Regions from separate parts of the Homo sapiens genome. Here region 2 is linked to region 1. Evidence: chromatin contacts called from ENCODE POLR2A ChIA-PET data. All regions are on one chromosome and are shown on one strand. Each heading gives the region's core, a stretch centred on a gene start or an enhancer-like site at or near the end of the contact. The rest is flanking DNA. Distances are from core to core; before and after follow the strand shown. Region 1 overlaps TMEM184B (transmembrane protein 184B). Region 2 overlaps JOSD1 (Josephin domain containing 1).

Evidence for each region. ChIA-PET counts read pairs that join two places held with the same protein, here RNA polymerase II (POLR2A).
Region 2: POLR2A ChIA-PET joins it to region 1 with 10 read pairs in endothelial cell of umbilical vein. The contact joins two enhancer-like sites. POLR2A ChIA-PET finds 5 or more read pairs at or near these places in 2 of 52 experiments (activated B cell and endothelial cell of umbilical vein).

The regions. Positions count from the first base shown.
Region 1 is chr22:38,237,391-38,240,669 of GRCh38, forward strand. All of the region lies in intron 3 of TMEM184B (transmembrane protein 184B), which reads right to left. Among named protein-coding and RNA genes, the nearest start is that of TMEM184B-AS1, 7.7 kb to the left of the region's middle. Within about 2 kb of position 1,826, at least 19 of the 41 ENCODE cell types and tissues checked have a DNase peak (open chromatin) inside an H3K27ac peak, as active enhancers do; they include endothelial cell of umbilical vein, where a contact is called at or near this core.
Region 2 is chr22:38,692,678-38,695,956 of GRCh38, forward strand. All of the region lies in intron 2 of JOSD1 (Josephin domain containing 1), which reads right to left. Among named protein-coding and RNA genes, the nearest start is that of JOSD1, 6.6 kb to the right of the region's middle. Within about 2 kb of position 1,479, at least 4 of the 41 ENCODE cell types and tissues checked have a DNase peak (open chromatin) inside an H3K27ac peak, as active enhancers do; they include endothelial cell of umbilical vein, where a contact is called at or near this core.

The DNA.
Region 1 (3,279 bases), core at 576-3,075:
TGCCTACTGTGTGCCACACACTGCGTGCGGGACCCCGATGACCCTGGGCACACTGGGCCATTCTAAGCTCACCCCCTGTGCACACCTTCAGCGCCTAAAGCTGGCCTCATGGCCCAGCCTTCTGCTGCAGAGAAACACTCTGGTTACTTGGAAAGACTGGGGGCATTCTGTATTTCAGATAACGGGTGGATGAGCCTGGAAAAGTTAATTTTGCCCACTTTGGGCAGAAATCTTCTCTGCTCAGAAAATAGGGGCCTCAGAACGTTCTTATGCCTCTTTTCAGTGATGGGTGATCATCCTGGACAAGAATGGGCACAGTGTGTTGCAACCAAGGGGGCAGGGGTCTGCGTGGTACAAGTGACCCCAGACTCTAAGCTGTGCCAAATGGTTCCTCTTCTCCTCCCTACTGTCTTTTTTTTTTTTTTTTTAGACGGAGTTTCGCTCTTGTTGCCCAGGCTGGAGAGCAATGGCAATGGCGCGATCTCACTGCAACCTCTGCCTCCTGGGTTCAAGCAATTCTCCTGCCTCAGCCTCCCGAGTGGCTGGAAGTACAGGCATGCGCCACACGCCTGGCTAATTTTGTATTTTTAGTAGAGATGGGGTTTCTCCATGTTGGCCAGGCTGGTCTCGAACTCCCGACCTTAGGTGATCCACCTGCCTCGGCCTCCCAAAGTGCTGGGATTACAGGTGTGAGCCACTGCGCCCAGCCCCCTCGCGGCTTTTTTATCCTCTGCTGATCATGCTTATTCCTGCTTCTTTCTGCCCTGAATGCTGTTTCTGACCTCTCTTCTACTGGCTTCTTCTGAATGTCTTTCTGCACTTGGATCTATCAACTTCTTTTTTTTTTTTTTTTTTGAGACAGAGTCTCTCGCTGTCGCAGGCCGGAGTGCAGTGGTGCGATCTCGGCTCACTGCAACCTCCGTCTCCTGGGTTCAAGCGATTCTCCTGCCTCAGCCTCCTGAGTAGCTGGGACTACAGGCATGCACGACCACGCCCAGCTAATTTTTGTATTTTTAGTAGAGATGGGGTTTCGCCATGTTGGCCAGGATGGTCTCGATCTCTTGACCTCACAATCCGCCCACCTTGGCCTCCCAAAGTGGTGGGATTATAGGCGTGAGCCACCGCGCCTGGCCACTATCGAGGTCTTATAATCCTTGGCTCTATCTGCAAGAGCCACAGCCAGCCAGGGAGTCCTTCTGGCAGCAAACTGGCCTCTGGCTCTTGTGTGGCCCTGCACCTGCGGCCCTCGGCTGTGCTCACCCCGGTTGGACAGTGAATGAAGCATCATTCTCTGTTGCTGTCATGCATTCAAATCTCTTTCCCTAACAGGAGTTCACACTTTTCCAGGGGAGAAACTTGTCCTGTCCTCTCTTTCACCATGCTGGCACAGAGCCCTAGGATTCAGAGACCCAGCTGCAAGTTTGGCCTTTGGCCATTACAAGATCTGGGTCACTCTGGACAAGTTTCAGAGCCTATTCAAATTTTTTTCACATTTGTAAATGGGGATAATATATATACTCTGCCAGGTACTTGGGAGGTGAGAATGAGCTAACAGTGATGAAAAACACGTGGGAAAACTGTGAAATGCCACGCAAACATTCCTAACAAACAGCAACTGCATAAAGCGACATACGGACACCGCCTCCTGCCTCTGAACCCCAAGGCCCTGTGCCTCTGATCACAGAACTCCCCAGCACTGTCTCAGAGTTGTCTTTATGGCCCACCCCCAACCCCACAATCAAACACTGAATGCATATGGGGGGTGGTTCCCACCCTGCCCCCATCTGCCTGCCCCTCCACACCCTCTGGTGACACATGCCAGCACTATGAATTCCAGCCCTCGCAGATGGTACGTGGCACTAAGCCCTCTTCCAAGACTCAGCCCTCTCTTTGAGAACAGGAAGCACTAGTCACAGGGTTCACAGGCTAAACACACACTTATCTCCACTATCCCCCTCCTCGCCCTCCTAACGCCACTGAAATGAGAAGGAATGAGGGTGGGGTGGGGAGCAAACCTTCAAGGACAAGAGGAGTGGCAACAGCCAAGCGACATCAACAAAGCTCTGAACGCCACATGCCCACCGCTCCATGGTCACCGAGTGGCGGATGGTTGGGGGTGGGGGTGGGAGTCAGAGCCCTAGGAAAAATCAGCACTGCACATGCCAGGCAGCTCTGGTGGCTGTGGGTGAGGGTGCAGACGCAGAAGCTGGTTAAAAGTCTCCACGTGGAGCCACTGCATTACAAGTTTCAACAGAGGCTGAGACAGCTCTATCCTCAGAACACGGTCCAGCTGAGGGCAGTAATGGGACAACTTGGAGAAAATCCAAAGACTAAGCCTGAATACGAAGGGCGAGAGGTCCTCTCAGATCTCTGCCACGCTGTACCAGTCACTCAGCCTGTGCAGTGTTTTGAGGCAGGAGATGAAAAATTATTCTCTACAGAAACAGGTCCCAGAATTTAAAAAGGCTTCATTTGGTACCTGCCCCCCATGCTGCATACAAACAGCCAAGGAAACACCCCATGTTCCATCACCCAATCAGGAGGTCCAGCAATTTTTTTTTTTTCTGGGGCGGGTAGAGATGAGGTCGAGGTCTCGCTCAGTTGCCCAGGCTGGAGTGCAGTGGCACGATCACAGCTCACTGCAGCCTCAAACTCCTGGGCTCAAGCCATCCTCCCGCCTCAGCCTCCTGAGTTGCTGGTATTTTAAGCCCTTCTTATATATAAAAAATAGCCAAGGATACTGATATTTGAGGAGCGCTTCTAACAAGAAGGTCAAAGACCAAAGCGACCAAACAGAAGAAAGGAATTCAAGAGATAGAGACAATGTAGGGAACAGAAGAAAACTGCAATGACCATCCCCAGAGACCAAAAAACAATACTCTCTCACGTACCAAGAACAAGGCATCATAAAGAAAAAGAATGGAGAGAGCTACTGACATTCTAAAACATGATAAAGGAACTAAAACATTCAACAGAAAAGCTCAAAGGTAAGATTAAAAAAACAAACAATCAAAAACAAAAAACAAAACAAAACAAAGTTCATGGAAAACAGTACCAAAAAAGAGCCAGAAAATTATAAAGAAAATCTGAGGCTCAATCCAGAAGCGCGAGGTCCTACTAGCAGGAATTCCAGAAAGGGAGATTGGAAGAAAGTGGAGGGGAAGAAATGATCAAAGAAACATACAGAAAGACTTCCCAGAACCTTAAGGCAGGAGCATCCACACTGGAAGGGCCCGCCAGGTTGCCGAGCACAATGACTATCCCACCTCCTGTGAGATT
Region 2 (3,279 bases), core at 229-2,728, 450 kb after region 1:
GGCTGAGGCAGGAGGATCGCTTGAACCCGGGAGGCAGAGGTTGCAGTGAGCCAAGATCATGACATTGTACTCCAGCCTGGGCAACAAGAGCAAAACTCTGTCTCAAAAAAAAAAAAAAAAAAAAAAAAGAAAGAAAAAAAGAGAACAGAACACATATGAAAGAAGGCCTAGCCCCTGATATAATTGGTTCCTTTCCCAAGTTTCTTGTTCCTTTCACTGAAGTCTCTGACCAGTACATGAATGAAGGCTCCAACAAGGAAAATGCTGAGTCTTCCACCTCATTCACCATCTAACTCCCTACCAGGCTCAAACCTTAGAGCGGCGCTTCCCAAGGGTGCTCCTGGAGATGCCATTTCCATGTTCATTAACAGAGGATCCCAGAAGGCATCCAATACAATAACAGCTGAATGAACCAAGTAGGTAAATGGGTTTCCTGCAGAATTCTTGGAGTCCCTAACATGCTAATCTTCACTTTGAATCTCAAGGAAAGGGGATTATAAAATATGCTTCAGTTCCCAAACAAATTTGACCACACATTTGTTTTGAGGTGTACCTTACAGAACTAGCTTTCCAATGATCTTTCTTCCCTGTCCTTCATCTTCTGTCTTGGATTCAAATCCTTTCCTATTACCACTCCATCTCTCTCCTAACCAGAGGCTCCTTACCTCACACCTTGACTTCTGAAACAGATTCCTAAAAATTGATCACTTTGCTTCCAAGCGCTCCTTCCACCAATTCAGCCTCTATGTTCCTGCCAAATTCACCAAGGCATCAATTCACTTCCCTTTGTATATATAGGAACTGACAATGGTACCAACTGCCTGGTTGGCCAGTTCTACACTTCCTGGCCCCACTTGGCCAGCTATATCCCTCTCACTGGGCTTAGTGCACTTTAGGCACCATGATCATATGGCCTTTATTCTATTTTTTCTTCCTCTGTCACCTAGGCTGGATTACAGTGGTATGATTGTGGCTCACTGTAGCCCCAAACTCCTGGGCTCAACTGATTCTCCTGTCTCAGCCTCCCTCTTGAGCCACTGTGCCCAGCAGCCTCTATTCTTTTATCCTATTTCCTGTTCCAAGCCAAATCCTACAGCTCCTTCACACCCTATCTCTTCCATAGGATCTTCCCTGGATCCTCTGTAAAAAAGGGAGGGAGAGTGAGGACCATACATATCTGAGTTCATATCCTAGCACCGATCAACACTAACTGTGGGATTTAATCTCCATGCCTGTTACCTTGCCTGTAAAAATGGAAATAATTACTATTTTATAGGACTGTTGGAGAATTCAGTTATTTCATATATGTTCAATCAAACACTAAATCCCTGGATAGTTTTTTACTCTATATCCCTCACAGCTAGGCACTGGCAACTCAATAAACACGTTAGGCAATTTGAATACAGGAAATATTGAGTAGCTTCCATCTCATGCTAGAGGAATGGTCATTTGAATAAGTGGGGCCCACCCAGCGTATTCACCACACCAGCACTTGCTTGTACTTTTAACAGTAATCAAGTGGCCACTGTGTTAGCTGCTTTTATGGGCTTTATCACTTCCAGCCATCTTGAGATACCATAAACATGGAAGCTGAGGTGCAAAGGTTATGGTGACTTGCACAGTCAGGCACAGCTGGTGAGTGGCAGGGCTAGGGTCAGCCTCTACCCTAAGACAATACTGAAGAGTGCTCTGGATATTTCAACACACCAGTCCCACTGAGTTCCATGGGATCCTGATGATTCCAGTGGAAAGTATTCTTGAGACTCCTTGGCAAACTCCTGTTTGGGACTGTCTTAATGATTTCCATAGAAATTCTGGGCTACAAAGTGAGCCTCTCACTTCTGTCATCCACAGCCAGAGGTTAGAGCCATGAGATGTGAAGTGATGTAAAAGTGAAAAGACGGGCCAGGCGCAGTGGCTCAGGCCTGTAATCCCAGCACTCTGGGAGGCCGAGGTGGACGGTTCATGAGGTCAGAAGATCGAGACCATCTTGGCTAACACGGTGAAACCCCATCTCTACTAAAAATACAAAAAAGTAGCCGGGCGTGGTGGTGGGCGCCTGTAGTTCCAGCTACTTGGGAGGCTGAGGCAGGAGAATGGCCTGAACCTGGGAGGCGGAGCTTGCAGTGAGCCGAGATCATGCCACTGCAATCCAGCCTGGACAAGAGAGCGAGAGACTCAGTCTCAAAAAAAAAAAAAAAAAAAAAAGTGAAAAGACGGGTTCTAGTCCAGGTCTCCCCACTGTCTGTGTCCTCAGATAAGTCCTTGTTCCTCTCTCATGGTTTCCACTGTGTCTGACTATGGTGATGATTTTGGATATTAATGAAAAAGGAGATAGGAGACATTTCATCAAGATTCTTTTCCCCGCCCTAATTCTTTCTTTCCTTATCAGATCTGAAGAGATGTGACATCAGAAAATATGGCTCAGAACTTCCTGATGTTTCTAAATCAGGCATGGGTCAAAGAGCTAGGCACACATTAGTAATCCGTAGGTGTTAGCTATTATTACTACGTGTTTGCCTAGCCCTTGGACAAGAGAATTCAAGTCTCTAGAGGTTAATACTTAACAACAACTTTTCTCAGTTATAACCACCATACTTCTAAATGTGGCCCCTTCCACCTGCTCAAGGACTATGTAATGGGGAGGCTGGAATAGTCATCCTCTGTGGTAGAGAATGCTAATTGTTCACCAATATCCCCAATCTCTTTGCTCCTTCCAACTTTCATTAGATTTTTTTCCCTTGATACCAAGCTACTTTTTGCCTAGTTTTTTTTTTTTTTTTTTTTTGAGATAAGGTCTCACTCTTTTGCCCAGGCTGGAATGCAGTGGCACGAACATGGCTCACTGCAGCCTCGACCTCCTGGACTCAAGCCATCCTCCTATCTCAGCCTCCCAAGTAGCTGGACTACAGGCGCGAGCCCCCATGCCTAGCTAATTTTTAAATTTTTTGTAGAGATAGGGTCTCACTATGTTGCACGGGCTGGTCTCAAACTGCTGGACTGAAGCCATCCACCCAACTCGGCCTCCCAAAGTGCTGGGATTACAGGCATAAGCCACCAAGCCCAGCCGTGGTTAAATTTTAATATTAAATATCCAAGGCCGGGCACGGTGGCTCACGCCTGTAATCCCAGCACTTTGGGAGGCCAAGGTGGGTGGATCACGAGGTCAGGAGTTTCAGACCAGCCTGGCCAACATGGTGAAACCCCGTCTCTACCAAAAATACTAAAATTAGCCGGATGTGGTGGCGGGCGTCTATACTCTCAGCTACTCAGGAGGCT